Regions from separate parts of the Homo sapiens genome. Here region 2 is linked to region 1. A link is an interaction called in ENCODE POLR2A ChIA-PET data of the cell type or tissue named here. Cell type or tissue: Panc1. All regions are shown on one strand. Links, peaks and the distances in the headings refer to the core of each region. The heading gives the core; the rest is flanking DNA. Region 1 has its middle 14 kb from the start of CTDSP2. Region 2 overlaps AVIL (advillin).

Evidence for each region. Peaks named below come from ENCODE experiments on the same cell type or tissue, not always from the same donor. Only the 100,000 strongest peaks of a DNase experiment are listed, where the experiment ranks them.
Region 2: POLR2A ChIA-PET joins it to region 1 with 11 read pairs; 6 of 35 experiments call an interaction of 5 or more read pairs at or near these places.

The regions. Positions count from the first base shown.
Region 1 is chr12:57,856,217-57,865,386 of GRCh38, reverse strand. No RefSeq gene overlaps it. Among named protein-coding and RNA genes, the nearest start is that of CTDSP2, 14 kb to the right of the region's middle. RefSeq lists a silencer at 1-171. In Panc1, for the core only: no CTCF peak of the experiment used is centred there; no DNase peak of the experiment used is centred there; H3K4me3 peaks cover 82 bases; H3K27ac peaks cover 1,889 bases.
Region 2 is chr12:57,797,423-57,806,592 of GRCh38, reverse strand. It overlaps AVIL (advillin), which reads left to right. Exons shown (of 20, transcript NM_006576.4): 14 at 54-233; 15 at 2,924-3,069; 16 at 3,202-3,346; 17 at 4,245-4,433; 18 at 5,381-5,449; 19 at 6,673-6,798; 20 at 8,598-9,170. The coding sequence ends at 8,711. TSFM (Ts translation elongation factor, mitochondrial) reads right to left here. Exons shown (of 6, transcript NM_005726.6): 6 at 9,006-9,170. It also overlaps the pseudogene RNU6-1083P. Among named protein-coding and RNA genes, the nearest start is that of AVIL, 17 kb to the left of the region's middle. In Panc1, for the core only: a CTCF peak has its summit at 3,111; a DNase peak (open chromatin) is centred at 3,081.

The DNA.
Region 1 (9,170 bases), core at 739-8,738:
GGGGGAAGCGCGGGAGACTGCACGGCCGGCGGTGGCCGCAAACTTCGCCCCTCTGGACACTGCGGCTCCGGGCGGGAAAAGAGGGGCGGCCCCAGGCCGGGCCCCCAGCCCGGAGGTGGCCCAGCCAGAGCTCCCAACTTCGGGGCCGTTTAAAAACGGCGGCAGACGCAGGCCCGAGGGCCGAGGCAAGAACCTCCCACGGAAAGCTCCAAGGAGGCGGGGATTTCTGCCTCACTGTTGTGTTCGTGATTCATCTGCGGCGCCTGAAGAGTGTCTTGAACATAGTAGGCGCTCAGTAAACATTTTTGAAAGAATAACATAATCCCTCCCGGCCTCAGTTTCCTCCCGTCTACAGGAAGGGTTTGATCTCAGAGGGCCCTATCAACTCTGAAATTCTAGGATGCTGAGATTAAATCCCATGTGTACTACTGTGGTTTTGCTTTTAGTTTTTCGGGGACATTTTTAGTGCTACCCTTTATGATGTGCCAGGAGTGAATTTGACACCAGATGGCTTTTTTTTTTTTCTTAATAAGAAAGAAGACAAAGGGAGGGAGAAAAATATTTTCCAACTGGCAGTGCTGACAGCATTTTGGAAAAGAATCCAGGGAGGCAAAGAGGAGCTGTTTCAGCCTGATTCTGCCTTCTCCTGCACACTCTGCCACCCTGGCCTCCACCACAAACGAGGTAGATCTGAGTGGAGCTTTTTATGGATGAGGCAAAGGGAGCATCATTACAGAAGACTCCACCCCGAGTTAGCACTTGCTTTGTCCTCTGTGGCAGTCACAGCGAACTGGCCCCTGAGCCGCATGGTGGTGGATTCCAGCTATAGGCAGGGCTCTGGCTAAAGGCTGGATCTGGTGTTAATTAGAAGAACAGAGAGACACCTGGCAAATCAAAAGCTGGCGCTCCCTGCCTGGGGAACATGCAGGAAAAATAGCCAAAGTGGCAGTGCCTCTTCTGGAATTCCTCTTCTCTGGGATCCCAACTCCCTCTCATGGAAAGGCAGGGTGGAGAAGGGTTCCTTGCTCAAAATGACCTCTAGCTGAGTTTTTAATATGTCATGGCGCAGGGAAGGGAAATTCCTAGAATAAGACAATTTGGCAGTGTGCACAGGGGTGCCGACCAGGGATGCTGCAGGCAGTCTGCTTGGGTTCAAATCGTGGCTCCACTACTTACTAGTTGTTTGATAAGGATAAGTGACTTTATCTTTCTGTACCTTAGTTTCTCCAACTGTAAAATGGAATAATTAAAATTCCCACCAAAGGCAATTGTTGTGTGGACTGAATTAGATAATACAAGAAAAGTGACAGTGGTCTGCCTCTTCAAACAGACACTGGCACAAGGCAAGCACTCAATATTTTCTTATTTAAGTGACAGGACCCCCAAAACTAGAACCTTGTGCTGGACAGGTCTCAAAATGGCTGCCTGTGAAGAGCCCCACTGTGGTACTATCAACTTTGGGCAAAGAAGTCTCCATCCAGCTGACAGGTCCCTCCCTCCTCCTTCACATCCCCAGGAAACTGGAGGAAGGCCACACACGATGAGCAGAAATTATGTGTCAGGCTCCAACTTGATGGATCACCTCCAAAGGGATCTTGGAGGGAAGAAGGGAGTAGTGGGCAAGGAGAAGAGGACTGTTGGTGCCAGTTTGGGAGGCTGGGACTAATGCAGTAGATGGTATATAAACCAGTGCACTGTGTACCATAGGTGGCTTGTGATGGCCACCCATGGTCTATACCTCTGTTGAATGTCCTTGATTTTCTACTGATAAATTGTTTCAGATGCAGTGTTCTCGAATTTGACCAGCAAACTCCTTGAGGCCAAGTCTTGTCTTTCTGTCATGGTATCCACCCGACACAAACATGTCAAAGATGCTACTCACAAAGTAAAGACTTCAGAGGCGCTTATTGACTGGATGAGATGTTAAACAGGGGAGCAGATTGGAATTCCAGACTGCATGGGCAAGGGGAGACAGAGGCAGCTGGGCATGTAAGGATCAGAGGTGTGACTCATCTGCTGGCCCCAAGTATCCTCCCTCAAACCCACAGTAGAAAATCAAGTAGCAGATCTATTTATCAGTAGAAAATCAAGGACATCCAACCAAATTATAGACCATAGGTGGCCAGCACAAGCCACCTATGGTATATAATGCACTCCAAATATTCCACTCAAACCTCTCCAGCTTCCAGAAAGTCAGCAACACCAGGGTTCCCAACCTGTCCTGCCACAGGGGAGGTGATATCCATGCCAGCCCTGGGAAAATATATCTCTCCAGCTGCTCTGTCATTCCTGGCCTGCAGGAGCCTCCAAGGCAAACTTTGCTGCCATTTCTTTCCCTTTTCTGAATGGACATTGGACTTCCATTGCTGTAGTCAGGACAGAGCCCACAGTTGCCCTGAGATGTCTTCTGGAGTCCTCCTAAGTTTCTTCATGTGGCTGGCCCATCCCTGTACCCACAGGCTATGTAACCTGCGGCAGGTGCATTACATGAATGTTCAGTAAATATTAAAGCGAACTGAAGGCCCCCCTCGATGGCTCACGCCTGTAATCCCAGCACTTTGGGAGGCCGAGTTGGGCGGATCTCCTCTTCTTCAGAGGAGACTTTCTTGACCATCTTCTATCAAAATTAACTGCCCCCCGCCCCGCCAAATTACTTCCCATTATCTTATCCTGTTTATTTTGTTACTTACATGTTCATTGTCTCTCTACCCCACCCAGACTGAAAGTTTCCCTAAGAGCAGGGACCTCGTATTTCTGTCCATCACTGTATCCCACCCCCTTTCACAGTGCCTGGCATATGGCAAGTGTCTGCTTGATGAGTGGTGGCCTCCTTCTCCCTGAGTTAGTCCCCTTCTCTCTAACATTTTCAATCAGTTCTTTTCTATTAGGTAATTCTTCTGCCTTCAAAAATGCATCAGCTCCTTTATTTTGCAAACTCTTTTCATTTCACCCTTTAGCCATCAGCTTATTTTCCCATCTTTCGCCCCACCTGCTACCCAGGAAAAATAGCTAGCCTTCATGTGTCAGAACCTTTCAACTGAAAGCACAGAAGACCAACTAAAAGCACCTTACACAATGGGCAAGTATATTATTTTTTAGAGGCAGAGAGCATTAATTCCACCTTTAATAAAGTCAGCTTCTCTGTGATTCTTTCCGAAAACCCTGGCCTAGCGGGCTTCCCCTTGTGTGTCCTTGGCCAGCGCTGCCTCACATGCCTAAACCTAAACCAATCACTGGCACAGAGGCAGGAAGTGCCCTGGTTGGCTGAGACTCATCAACATTATCCCCTGTGGCTGAGGAGGGGGTCTCCTTCCTTGGGTACAGGGCACGTAAATTTCAGGACAAAATCAAGCCTTTACCAGCACAGAAGAAGGGTAGAGTGTAGCTGTTGAATCTATGAGCTGCCCAATAACCTTCCAATAAATTGTTTTTCTGCTTAAGTTAGCCAGAGTTGGTTTCTGTGGCTTGTAATCACAGAAGCCTGGCCGAGCTACACTCAGGGGCTGCCTGATGAGATGACAGGAGCAGCCTTCTCAGCCAGGAGGAGTGCTATCAGCAACATCTGTGAGGCGGCATAGAATGACCATATAGAAGCACACAGAAAATAGTCCCAGGACGTCAGGAAAAGACTGTGGAGTCATGCATGAGAGCTGAGTTATTACAGCTTAGAGTCAGAGGCTATGTATTTTAGGTGACTCATTGCGACTATACCCCCAGGCTATGTAACCTGGGGCAGGTGCATTACATAAATGTTCAGTAAGTATTAAAGTGAACTGAAGGCCCCTTTTGGTGGCTCACGCCTGTAATCCCAGCACTTTGGGAGGCCAAGGTGGGCAGATTGCTTGAGCTCAGGAGTTTGAGACCAGCCTGGGCAGCAAGGGGAAAAACCCTGTCTCTACCAAAAATACAAAAATTAGCCAGGCTTGGTGGTGTGCACCTGTGGTCCCAGCTACTCAGGAGGCTGAGGTGGGAGGATCCCTGGAGCCCAGGAAGTCAAGGCTGCAGTGAGCCGTGATTGTGCCACTGCTCTCCAGTCTGGGTGACAGAGCGAGACCCAGTCTCAAAATATAAATAAATAAAATAAAGTGAACCGAAGTGATCACCCTTCCTGTTTAAAATCTTAAGCCAGGCATGGTAGTCAGAACCTCTTGTTCCCGCTACTCGGGAGGCTGAGGCAGAAGGATCATTTGAAGGCCGAGTGCAGTGGCTCACACCTGTAATCTGAACACTTTGGGAGGCCATGGTGGGTGAATTGTTTTGAGTCCAGGAGTTTGAGACCAGTCTGGGCGACATAGCAAGACCCCATCTGTACTAAAAATACAAAAAAATTAGCTGGGTATGGTGGCATGTGCCTGTAGTCCCAGCTATTCAGGAGGCTGAGGTGGGAGAACGGCTTGAATCCAGGAGGCAGAGGCTACAGTGAGATTGTACCACTGCACTCCAGCCTGGGCAATAGAGCCAGACCCTGTCTCAAAAAAAAAAAAAAAAAAAAAGAAGGATCACTTGAACCCTGGAGTTCAAGGCTGCAGTGCTCTATGATCATGCCCGTGAATAGCCACTGCACTCCAGCCTAGGCAACATAGTGAGACCTCATCTCTAAAAACTAAATAAAATAAAATAGTATCTTTCCTTGGTTCCCAAGAGGCCACTCATCTAAACAACTGGCCTCTCCCACCTGCTGCCATTCTTTCTGAAGACTTGAACCATTATACCACTGCTTCTTCCCACCCCACCTCTTGCCCTCCTCAGGGACACCCTGCTTCATGGGTCTGCACATGAGCAGTCTCTCACCTCTGGAGCAGGAGACTCCATCATCACTCAGACCTGCCCCACTCCCACCTCTGAGACTCAGCCCTTCCTTCACTGACCTAGACCACCTTTCCTTTCTCCTCCTGGCTGCCCACTCCCACTAAGCCTGCTTTGAAGAACCTGGCCCAGTCCCTGGCACATCACCAACATCTAATCAGTGGCTGTCAATACTGTCTTGTCCTCTTCTGCTCCCTGGCCAATGGCCTGCCTCAAAGCCACTTCACTGCCCTCCTTCTGGCTCTAGAATGCCCCCATCCCCTCATGTCCTCCTCTGAGCTAGAAGCTGCTGCCCACTGCTCACTGTCTCCATCCCTGTTCCCTGCTGAACCTACCACTGATTCTCACAGTCTCACCTCAACCAGGCCTCACTGGGGCCCAGTAATCCTTTTCCTCTTGGGCCCTCTTGGGAGGACGGGGGGCAGGGGTTCCAAATCAAGTTCCCACAGCAGCTTTTCTAAGTTCCGGAAGCTTCTCTCCTCCCCTCCTCACCTTCCTCCTAACATATGGCCCACTTTCAGCCACTTTGTCAGCAAGAGTGTCTGGCACAAGCACCACCACTTCCACCTCAAGAAGACATCTCTGCCTTCTGGTCACAAGAGAGTGGAGTAAAGCCCCCTTCTCCTCTCAAAAATCACCCCCAAGATGATAAGGAAAATAAGAAACAGGAACCCAAAGTCCATCTTCAATGAAACAAGGATTTAGAATCCTGGCCCCCATCATATGAAAACAGAAAATGGATAGAAGAATGGTAAACGACCCCACAGAGTCCAAGAAGGGCAGACCAAAAACATTTGGAGGCACAGACCCACGAGAAGCAACCTGATTCTTCCCTTGGAAACCCAGGAAAGCTCGGGACTTGGAAGTAGCAAGTAAGACAGAAGGATAAGCAGGGGTCTAAAACTGAGGCAAGGTCTAAAACTCCAGAGATTGCTTGAAGATCTGTTTAAAGAGCAATTAGACTGTCAGGAACCCCAGCCATCCCCAGCACAATCAGGTAATTTAATGTGTCCCCTCCCGATTCCTGTAGGAGACAGGAAGATGTATTCTGGAGATATTGAAACAGAAAGATTCTGGACTTAGGGGTTGGGGAGGTGCAGGAAAAAGAGTGGGATCAAAGACTGAGGGAAAGTCGGTGACATGGTTTGGCTGTATCCCCACCCAAATCTCATCTTCAATTGTAGTTCCCACAATTCCCATGTGTTGTGGGAAGGACCCAGTGGTAGATAAATGAATCATGGGTGCAGCTTCCCCCATACTGTTCTCATGGTAGTGAATAAGTCTCACGAGATGGGATGGTTTGATAAGGGGTTTCCGCTTTCGCTTGATTCTCCTCTCTCTTGCCGGCCACCATGTAAGAAGTCCCTTTGCTATTCCTTCATCTTCTGCCATGATTGTGAGGTCTCCCCAGCCATGTGGAACTATGAGTCCATTAAACCTCTTTCCTTTATAAATTACCCAATCTTGGGTATGTCTTTATTAGCAGTGTGAGAACAGACTAATACAGTCGGCATCTGAACAATAACACCCGGTCTCCCTGCCACACACCTCTCTAATTCCCACACTATAGCTGGCTCTAGAACTCTGGGTGAGGGGCTTGTAACCTTCAAGCAGGAGACGAAACTAGATCATTCTTTTCTGGAAAAAAACAAAATGTGACAGAGAAAAAGCCTATTAACACTGACAATTGATACCCTCCAATGAAGGAGTCCAGCCAGCCACTTGATTGCCCTACTGTGAGCCCACAGGGAGAGCTTCCAACCGGATCTCTAAAGCCTCCCTCTCAACAGGAGTGGACAGCCAAGGAACACCAGACCTCTGAAGAAAGCCTCCAGCATGATGCAAATCAAAACACAGGGGGAAGAAAAATTCAAGTTAATATCCTCAGAGAGATAATTCATGTGTCCAAAGGACGTGAAAACTATTTCTTAAAAAAAAAAAAAAAGTAAGAGGCCAGGTGTGGTGGCTCACATCTGTAATCCCAGCACTTTGGGAGGCCAAGGCTGGCGGATCACTTGAGGTCAGGAGTTGGAGACCTGCCTGGCCATCATGGTGAAACCCTGTCTCTACTAAAAATCCAAAAAAAAAAAAAAAAAGTTAGCCAGGCGTGGTGGTGGGCACCTGTAACCCCAGCTACTCAGGAGGCTGAAGCAGGAGAATCACTTGAACCCGGGAGGTGGAGGTTGCAGTGAGCCGAATCACACCACTGCACTCCAACCTGGGTGACGCAGCAAGACTCAGTCTCAAAAAAAAAAAAAAAAAAGAAAGAAAGGAAAAGAGGGCAGGCACCGTGACTCACACCTGTAATTCCAGCACTTTGGGAGGCCGAGGTGGGCAGATCACCTGAAGTCAGGAGCTCAAGACCAGCCTGGCCAACATGGTGAAACTGTGGCTCTAATAAAAATACAAAAATTAGCCGGGTGTGGTGGCAGGCACTTGTAATCCCAGCTACTCAGGAAGCTGAAGCAGGAGAATCGCTTGAACCCGGGAAGCGAAAATTGCCATGAGCCGAGATCACGCCATTGCACTACAGCCTGGACGACAGAGTGAGACTGCATCTCAAAAAAAAAAAAAAAAGAAAAGGAAAGAAAAAGAAATGCTGGGCATGGTGGTACATGCCTGTAGTCCCAGCGACTTCAGAGGCTGACGTGAAAACATCACTTGAGCCCAGCTCTGGGCTGTAGTGTGCTATGCTAGGATCAGGGAATCACCAGCTTGCCTAAGAGGGTAGAAGGAACCAGTTCAGGTCGAAAATAGAGCAGGTCAAAACTCCCATGCTGGCTGGGTTCGGTGGCTCATGCCTATAATCCCAGCACTTTGGGAGGCCAAGGCGGGCAAATCACTTGAGGTCAGGAGTTCGAGACCAGCCTGGGCAACAGAATGAAACCTCATCTCTACTAAAAATAAAAAAATTAGCCAGCCATGGTGGTGCACACCTGTAGTCCCAGCTACTTGGGAGGCTGAGGCAGGAGAATTGCTTGAACCCAGGATTGCAGTGAGCCGAGATCGCGCCACTGCACTCCAGCCTGGGCGACAGAGCAAGACTGTCCCGGGAAAAAAAAAAAAAACTCCCATGCTGACCAATAGTGTGATCATACCTGTGAATAGCCACTGCACTCTAGCCTGGGCAACGTAGTGAGACCCTTTCTCTTTAAAAAAAATTAACTTAAAAGAAAGAAAAGGTAGAGAACATGAAAGCACTCTTGAAAATTATATAAAGAAAAAATAAAAAGAGTAATAACAATATACTTAGCAAATAGATTAGGATATAACATAGAGGATACCTACCAGAAAACAGAACAAAGGGATGGTTAATAAGAGAGAAATAATACGAAAATTAGAGGATCAATCCAAGGAGCCTAGCATCCAAGTAATCAGCGATGCCGAAGGAATGAACAGGAAAAATGGAGGAAGAAATGTCAAAGAAATTATAAAGCAATTCCCAGAACTAAAGTACATAAATTGTTTTGGGACAGAGGTTCTTAAGCTTTAGCATGCATCAGAATACCTGGTAGGCTAGTTAAAGCACGGATGGCTGGGCCCTATCACCGGAGTTTCTGATTCAGTAGGTGTGAGGTGGGGCCCCAAGTTTGCATTGCTGACATGTTCCCACAGGTGATACTGATGCTGCTGGACTGGGGACTACACTTTAAGAACCACTGTATTAGATTTCAAGAACCTGACAAGTACCCAGAAAAATGAATGAAAAGCAACCCACAGCAATATACTGTGACATTTCAAGATAGCCAAGATAAAAGAAAACAATCCTAAAAGTGGGGGTTGGGGGGAAGGGCGGAGGTGAATTCAAAGTCTCAGAAATCAAAATGGCAAGAACTTCTGAACTGCAAAATTAGAAGCTGAAAAATAAAGGAACAATGTCTTCAAAATTCTGAAGGAAAATTATTTTCAACTTAAAATTCCATACCCAGCCAAAACTATCAATCAAGTGTGAGGATGGAATAAAGCCATTTTAAGTAACACGAAAGTCTAAAATGTTACCTCCCAGGCACTCTTTCTCAGGAAGCTACTGGAGGATGTGCTTCACCAAAACAAGGGAGTAAACCAAGAAAGAAGAAAACACTGAGTCCAGGAAAGAGGACAAGGGCAAAGGTGATGCGAAACCCAGGATGACAGGTGTACCACAGCCCAGAGGGCAACACGTCCAGAGGAAAGTGCAAGGATGGGGCACCCCAGGACAAAAGTCTCCAAGGGAAGAAGAGAACCAGTAAGATTATATGACAGGTTTGGCCATATGCAAAATTGTACTGAGAGGGCGTTTTACAGAACTGTTGAAGGGTGTGGGAAGACAGAGCCAGAGATTCAAAGAAAAAACCAAGCAAATTAAAAATGAGGCAATTAACTCC
Region 2 (9,170 bases), core at 757-8,756, 59 kb after region 1:
ACTCTGCTCACATGGTGCTCCTTAGATCTGGACTCTGCTTTTCTTCTCTCTAGGGTGGGACTTCCAGGAAGGGAAATGCCGAGCCTGACCCTCCAGTAAGACTCTTCCAAATTCATGGAAATGACAAATCTAACACCAAAGCAGTGGAAGTTCCAGCCTTTGCCTCCTCCCTAAACTCCAATGATGTCTTTCTGCTGCGAACTCAGGCAGAGCACTACCTGTGGTATGGCAAGGTAGGATGGCTGGGCCCCGGGTCAGACCAGCCCCTCGGAGCCCAGACCTGCACTCCCCTCCTCCTGTCAGCAAGGTCAAAGGACCTAGAGTAGGCTGGAGTGCTTGCTTTGGCAGCACATATACTAAAACTGGAATGATACAGAGAAGATTAGCATGGTCCCTGTGCAAGGATGGCATGCAAATTCATGAAGCGTTTGATATTAAAAAAAAAAAAAAAAAAAAAAAGCTGGGCACGGTGGCTCATCCCTGTAATCCTAGCACTTTGGGAGGCTGAGGCAGGCAAATCACGAGGTCAGGAGTTCGAGACCAGCCTGGCCAACATGGTGAAACCCCATCTCTACTAAAAATACAAAAATTAGCTGGGCATGGTGGCACACGCCCATAGTCCCAGCTACTCAGGAGGCTGAGGCAGAAGAATCTCTTGAACCAGGGGGCGGAGGTTGCAGTGAGCCGAGATTGTACCACTGTACTCCAGCCTGGGCGACAGAGTGAGACTCCGTCTCAAAAAAAAAAAAAAAAAAAAAAGCCAGGCACAGTGGCTCACACTTGTAATCCCAGCACTTTGGGAGGCCGAGGCAGGAGGATCACAAGGTCAGGAGAACGAGACCATCCTGGCTAACACAGTGAAACCCCGTCTCTACTAAAAATACAAAAAAAATTAGCCGGGTGTGGCAGCATGCGCCTGTAGTCCCAGCTACTCGGGAGGCTGAGGCAGGAGAATCGCTTGAACCCAGTAGACGGAGGTTGCGGTGAGCCGAGATCGCGCCATGGCACTCCAGCCTGGGCAACAAGAGTGAAACTCCATCTCAAAAAAAAAAAAAACTCACTGAAAGCCCTGCTTACACCTAGCAGAAATCTCATAAACTTCTATGCAGATGGAGGCTGGATAAGTCAATCTTCCCATGTGAATTTGGTGGACTCTAACAGACAGGCACTAATACAGAACAAAAACACAAAATATGATGTCAATTCATATTGCAATAGTGGATTAAAATGCACTAAGGCCGGGCGCGGTGGCTCACGCCTGTAATCCCAGCACTTTGGGAGGCTGAGGCAGGCAGATCACCTGAGGTCAGGAGTTTGAGACCAGCCCGGCCAGCATGGTGAAACCCCGCCTCTACTAAAAATACAAAAAATTAGCTGGGCATGGTGGTGCACGCCTGTAGTCCCAGCTACTCCGGAGGCTGAGGCAGGAGAATTGCTTGAACCTGGCAGGTGGAGGTTGCAGTGAGCCGAGATTGCGCCACTGTACTCCAGCCTGGCTAACAGAGCAAGATTCCCTCTCAAAATAAAATAAAATGCACTAAAATTATTTTACAAAAAAGAACAGGAAAAGATGCTTAACATCATTAGTCACTAGGGAGATGCAAATCAAAATCAATGAGATAACCACTACACATCTATTAGAATGGTTAAAAAAATTGACAACATAAAATATGAGCAAGGATGCAGAGCAACAGGAATTTTCATGCATTGTTGGCAGGATTGCAAATGGTACAGCTTCTGGAAAACATTTCGACAGTTTCAGTTTTTTTTTTGTTTTTTTTTTTGAGACAGAGTCTCATTCTGTCGCCCAGGCTGGAGTGCAGTGGCGCGATCTTGGCTCACTGCAACCTCTGCCTCCTGGGTTCAAGTGATTCTCCTGCCTCAGCCTCCCAAGTAGCTGGGATTACAGGCGTGTGCCACCACACCCAGCTAATTGTATTTTCAGTAGAGACGAGGTTTCGCCATGTTGCCCAGGCTGCTCTCGAACTCCTGACCTCAGGTGATCCACCTGCCTCAGCCTCCCAAAGTGCTGGGATTACAGTAGGGAGCCACCACGCCCAGCTGACAGTTTCTTACAAAGTTAAACATACACTTACCGTATGATCCAGCAATCCTACTCCTGGGTATTTACTCAAGTAAAACAAAAAACTATCTTCACAGAAAAACCTGTGCACAAATGTTTATAGCACCTTTATTCATAATCAGAAACAACCCCACTGGAAAATGGATAAACAAACAGTAGTACATCCACATGATGGAATACTTCTCAGCAATAAAAAGGGATGAGCAGCGCGCTGGTAAACCCAACAGAGATCTCATATGCATTCTGCTAAGAGAAAGAAGCCAGACTGAAAGGCTAAATATTGTATGACTCCACTTACAGCATTCTGGAAAAGGCAAAACTATAGTGATGGAGAATAGATTCATGGTTACCAGAGGTTAAGGATTCAGGGAGGCTTTGACTCCAAAGGGGTCGCACCCCAGATAATTTTGGGACGGACTGAGGAAGAAACTGTTCTGTGCCTTTATTGTGGTGGTAGTAACATGATTCTGCTTGTGAAAATTCTTAGAATTGTATGTCAAAAGAGTATATTTTATTGTATGTACTTTTAAAAATAAATTTAAATTTTTTCTCTAAAATAAAAATCAAAAGTAGGTGCCTAAATTCAAACTGAAGCTGAAACAAAGGTGACTTTTGCCAACACCCACTGTGGGTTTCAAAGCCTAGTCCTGTTCTTTGCCCCACACTGTTTTCCTCCCCACTCCCCAGCACTAGAACAAACTTGTCTGTCTTCCCAGGCTGAGGGACTGTGGTTTGGTAGCTGATCCTGGCACACTGAGTTATTAGTCTCAGATGCTTTTCTTTCCACATCGAAGTGCCCCTGTGCAACTAACATCTGTGCTCTCCTCGCCCCACTCTCAGGGGTCTAGTGGGGATGAGCGGGCAATGGCTAAGGAGCTGGCCAGCCTTCTCTGTGATGGCAGCGAGAACACTGTGGCCGAGGGCCAGGAGCCAGCCGAGTTCTGGGACCTACTGGGAGGGAAAACTCCCTATGCCAATGATAAAAGGTATGGGAACACAGCCTCCCCCTCTTCTGGGCTCCCCCTGCCTGCCAGGCTTGTGAATTGCACAAAGGCTAAAACCTCAGTTTTAAAAACATTTCTAAGCAGCTTGATGCCCTTAAATGGACTATATTGCAGACTTCAGCAGGAAATCCTAGATGTCCAGTCTCGTCTCTTTGAATGTTCCAATAAGACCGGCCAATTCGTTGTCACTGAGATCACAGACTTCACCCAGGATGACCTGAACCCTACTGACGTGATGCTCCTAGATACCTGGGACCAGGTAAGACACAGCTGCAGAAGTCAGAACATGAGAAAGACTCCCACAGTAAGGGTTGTTTTTGTGTAGTATCCCCACCCTAGAATAAACCCAGGGTAGCCCTGGACCATCCCCAGCTCAATCAAACCTTTGTCAGCAGTGACCAAAAGAAAGCCCGGGTTTTTTTTCCAGGGGTGATGTTTGAGAATGATGTTTGAAACTCACCATCCTGGGCATTTTCCCACCTTGCTTTGGAAAAATCCAGCCATCCTATCATCATCCTATCATCATTTTAGTCTTAGGATCAATAGCAACGGACTCCACATGCAGAGGATATGGGCCTTTGGGGGAACAAAGGCAGTCAGTAGACTATTGTCATGGTCAAGTAAGAGCTACTGTGGGCCCACATAAGGGCAGTGGAGTAGGGATGGAGGGATGGTGACAGATTTGACAAATGCTTAGGAGGTAAAGTTGGTCAGCCCTGGTGACTCATTGGATATGGGGGGTTTCTAGGAAACTCTCAGGCTTCTGCCTTAGGTGACTAGATAGATACCACCTATCAAAAGTGGAGACTCAGATACAAGTTTAGTAAAGAAGAGCTACATCCTGAAGGTGTTATTTTTAAGGTGCTTAGAGCAGTCAAGAGGAGGTGTTCTGCAAGAAGTTGGATTCAGGAAGCTGAAGTTCAGAGACAGCTCCAATTTGGAAAGGCAGACCTGGAAGATACACATAGCAATTAAAATGATAAACATCAAGCTGATTCTGGGAAAACCTTTCTCTGCTGAACAAATTAGGCTGAGAAAGTTTTCTGAGGCTGTGAATTGCTCACGAAAGAAAGGGGAAAGATAGGGTAATGTGTATGATCTAGTACTTAGTCCTTGGTATGAACACAGTAACATATATTAAATCTCCACCTTAACAGGTGTTCTTGTGGATTGGGGCTGAGGCCAATGCCACGGAGAAGGAGAGTGCCCTTGCCACAGCACAGCAGTACCTGCACACTCACCCCAGCGGCCGAGATCCCGACACACCAATCCTGATCATTAAGCAGGGGTTTGAGCCTCCCATCTTCACAGGCTGGTTCCTAGCCTGGGACCCTAACATTTGGAGTGTAAGAAAAGAGAGTAGGGAAGCTCTAACTTCCTGCCAGGTAGCTCAGAACAGCTCAGTGGGCAGGAAGGTGGAGTACTGATTCACGGCTCAGTGAAACCAGGACCTCATTTCCCTACTCCCATCCCACTCCCTGCCTTTTACTTTTCTCCTCTTTTTCACCTGCCACAGCAGTAAGTCCAGGTGGACAATTCACAGCAGGTGTCAGCAATAAGCAGTGTGAAGTATAAACAGTTTATAAAGTATATCCATACACATCATCTTTTTGATCTTTACAACAATCCTGATAGCCAGTAGAAGTATTGCTCCCTATTTTATTGATAAGGAAGCTAAGAGGATAAGTCATTTGTCTAAAGTCACAGTTAATCAACAGAAAGCCAGGTTTCCTGACTCCTAATCAACTTTTTTTTTTCTTTTTTTGAGACAGAATTTCGCTCTTGTTGTCCAGGCTGGAGTGTAATGGCACAATCTCGGCTCACTGCAACCTCTACCTCCTGGGTTCAAGCAATTCTCCTGCCTCAGCCTCCCAAGTAGCTGGGATTATAGGCATGCACCACCATGCCCAGCTAATTTTTCTATTTTTAGTAGAGATGGGGTTTCACCATGTTAGTCAGGCTAGTCTTGAACCCCTGACCTCAGGTGATCCACCCGCCTCAGCCTCCCAAAGTGCTGGGATTACAGGCATGAGCCACTGTGCCTGGCCTTCAACTGCTCTTTCTTAAATCTTATTGGGAGGACTGAGGGGTTACCATCAAAGAATGTGCGTTATGTTTAAGCACCTTTCAAGCCTGCATGGACCCAAAAGGGGGGATTTTCATTTTTACTTATCCTTGAAATGTCTTCTGACTCCCTGGCTCTTTTGCTTTTCCTGAAGACACAGACCAGACCTAAGATGTCCCTCCCCTATAAGAAAGACCTCATCCTGTGTTTTCTCTCTCTTCTTCTCAGGCAGGAAAAACATATGAACAATTAAAAGAAGAGCTGGGAGATGCTGCTGCTATCATGCGAATCACTGCTGTGAGTCGGGTTCGCTCTTGGGAGAAGCCAGCCACATGGGCAACCAGAGCCAGAGAACACACAAATGCTACAGATGCTCACAGGCAAAACTCATGTCCTTAGTATTACCATAGTTGTCTGTTTTGATGTAAAGACTTTTTGTAATCAATAGAAAAGCAGGTCTCAGAGCCAAGTTCCTTATTTTCCTGACTTCCAGATTTTCAAACAGACTTGCTGTGTAAAAACAACAAAAATGGGGCCGGGCGCGGTGGCTCATGCCTGTAATCCCAGCACTTTGGGAGGCCAAGGCGGGTGGATCACCTAAGGTCAGGAGTTTGAGACCAGCCTGACTAATATGGTGAAACCCCGTCTCTACTAAAAATATGAAAATTAGCCGGCCGTGGTGGCATGCGCCTGTAGTCCCAGCTACTCGGGAGGCTGAGACAGGAGAACTGCTTGAACCCAGGAAGCGGAAGTTGCTGTGAGCTGAGATGGCACCACTGCACTCCAGCCTGGGCAACAGAGCGAGAGTCCGTCTCAAAAACACAACAACAAAAAAATGAATATTTGTTTTATTATTCAACTCTGCCGTTTAAGGAGAGATTAAAGTCATTGGCAGTATTTTTCAGAAATAAGCTTCTAACCCAAATGACATTTTTATTCATTTCTGACAGTGAAGTCCACAGAAACTTAGGCCATTTACACCTATTTTAATGGTTAAAAGAAGTGGAGCCTCTAGCCAGGAATCCAGCAGTTCTTTAACCTCAGGAGGAGTGCATGGCACCAGGTGTTCAAACCATCTGGCAATTCTGTCCTTTGTGCTCTACAAACTCAGATTCCAAAGCTAATGTTGATGTAGTATCTTTAAATTGTATTTAAGTAGGACTACAACCTAAAGTCATTTAAAGGCTGGAAATGCAGGGCTAAATAAAAGTACCAAGAGAAGGTATGTGATCCCAATATTCAAATGAGATCCAGACACAAGATGTATGCCAAACTAGCTATACAGGACTTGCCTTGGACTTACTGAATCAGCTTTCCCAAGAACAACCCCAAAATCTGAATATTTTCTATTCCCAGATGATTCTGACATGCAGCCAGGTTTGGGGAGCATTGTTATCAAAGATGATTACAGAGGGTGAAGTGGCATAAGTCAAAATGTTAAATATTATACACATTCAGAACTGTAACCACACAGACACTGAGGAGTCTTTTCCCTGTGCCTACATTCTTATCTTACCTAGGACATGAAGAATGCAACCCTCTCCCTGAATTCTAATGACAGTGAGCCAAAATATTACCCTATAGCAGTTCTGTTGAAAAACCAGAATCAGGAGCTGCCTGAGGATGTAAACCCTGCCAAAAAGGAGGTGAGTGGCTGAAGGAACTGTGTCTGTTGGAAGTGGAGCTCTCCGTGAGTAAAAAACTCAGCTCAGCAAATGGCCTAGGACAGCTCCGGCACATTGTAGCCGCTCAATGGACATCTGAGCTACCTAGGAACTCAAACCAAAAAAAACCAGGGTTCTTTCTTGATTCTTTTCTCTCCACCTACATCAGTCTATCAGCTAGCTTCTGTTCACTCCTCTTCCATTTCTCTGCTACTAGTCTAGTCCAGCTATCATGGACTACTTACTACAATCCAACTGGTTTCCACCTGTTCCTACAATCCGTTCCCCACACAACAGCCAAAGAGATCTTTAAAATATATGGCACGGCCCTGTTTAAAACACCTGGAATAGCTTCCCACTACATTTAAAAAAAGAATGTGAAGGCCTATACAATCTGGCCCCTGCCTAGCTCTCTGATTTCATTTCATATACCAATACCCTCATCACTCACCACCCTTCAGCCAGTACAGCGGCTGCTTTGCTGTTCCTTAAAACATGCTTATTCCAGCCTTTGAGCCTTTACACTTGCTAGTGTTCGTGCCTGAAAAAACATCCTTCTCCCAAATCATCACAGCACCAGCACCTTCTCATCATGTAGGTCTCAGCTCTAATATCACCTCCCCAGGGAGGCATTTCCTGACCACCCTAATACTGCTTCCCATACCTGCTCCAGTCCCTTTATACTTGTTCATTGCCTATTTCCCCCTCTAGTAATATCCTTAAAAGGAAGGACCTTTGTTTGTCTTGCTCACCATCATATTCTCAGCTTCTCTGCACCTACAACAGTGCCTAGCAGATAGCAAGTATTCTTAAGTTTTGCGTGAATGAATTAACATATTTGAGTTAAAAGAATAAATTTCTTGGCCGGGCACGGTGGCTCATACCTGTAATCCCAGCACTTTGGGAGGGTGAGGTGGGTGGATCACGAGGTCAGGAGTTCGAGACTGGCCTGGCCAATATGGTGAAACCCCGTCTGTACTAAAAATACAAAAATTAGCCAGGCGTGGTGGTGGGTGCCTGTAGTCCCAGCTACTTGGGAGGCTGAGGGAGGAGAACTGCTTGAACCCGGGAGGCAGAGGTTGCAGTGAGCCGAGATTGTGCCACTGTACTCCAGCCTGGGCCACAAAGCAAGAATCTGTCTCAAAAAAAAAAAAAAGAAAAGAAAAGAATAAATTTCTTTTCCCCTTGAAGAAGTTGATTTAGGCACAGACTCTGGACTCTGGATTTCCCACAATGTCTTATCTAGTCAACTCAAGTATCTGGACTACAATTTTCTTGAAAGCAAAGCCCATATATTAATAATCTTTACTTGTATATAAATATTCAATAAATCATTAAGTAAATGTGTAGAAGAATTTTATGCTCAATAAGATCCACCCGATCATGCATTTGAAAATTTATGGGTAAAAATGGTAGTTACGGGCAGAAAACAAGGAAAACCATAGCTCAATTTAGTTCTTCATTCTGCCAAAATTTGATGTCTGTAATTCATCCTTAATACATAACCCATTTATTGCCTTCTGGCAAGAAACTGGCGCTTGCTGGCACTGTGAGAGCAGTGAATCCAGTAAGCTTCTGCCACAGGCCAAAATGGGACTCCCTGACCTGAAGAACACCTCTCCAATGAATAATTTAAATCTTTAACAGCCTTTCTGAGAAATTCATTCTACTTCCCTCTTCAAGGATCCACCTAGAACTCCCTCTTGCTCCAACTTCCTCAACTTCTGTTGGCAATGATGTCATGTCTTCCTTCTAACTAGAAACTTTGTTTTCTCTCTTAGAATTACCTCTCTGAACAGGACTTTGTGTCTGTGTTTGGCATCACAAGAGGGCAATTTGCAGCTCTGCCTGGCTGGAAACAGCTCCAAATGAAGAAAGAAAAGGGGCTTTTCTAAAGCAAGAAGGCCTATACCTATTGCAAGGCCACAGAAAAGAGCAGATAGTGCCAATATCAGGAAATAATTTATCCACCAATTTCTGCCTGACATTCAGCTACTTAATTTAGATATAATAGAGTCTGCAAATCACGGCATGTTCTCCATTTTTTCTCATCCTTGCATTCCTTGCTTGTTATATACCTAAAATGTTAACCATATAGTTTTTGGGTTTTGTGGCCCTCTAGCTAAAGCCTCAGCAGAAAGCACTAAAACTGCATAAATCTGGAGAAATCAAAAGAAAGAGAACCAAAAAACAATGCTTAAAATGTTTAATAACTTTATGTTTAATATTATACCAGGACCTACCTTTGTTTTCAATTTTAAGATGATTATTTCTAAAATCTATTTAGCCTGTAAATCATTGAAATCATATATGCACTCCATAGGCAAAATCCAAATACCCAGATCTGTAATGTG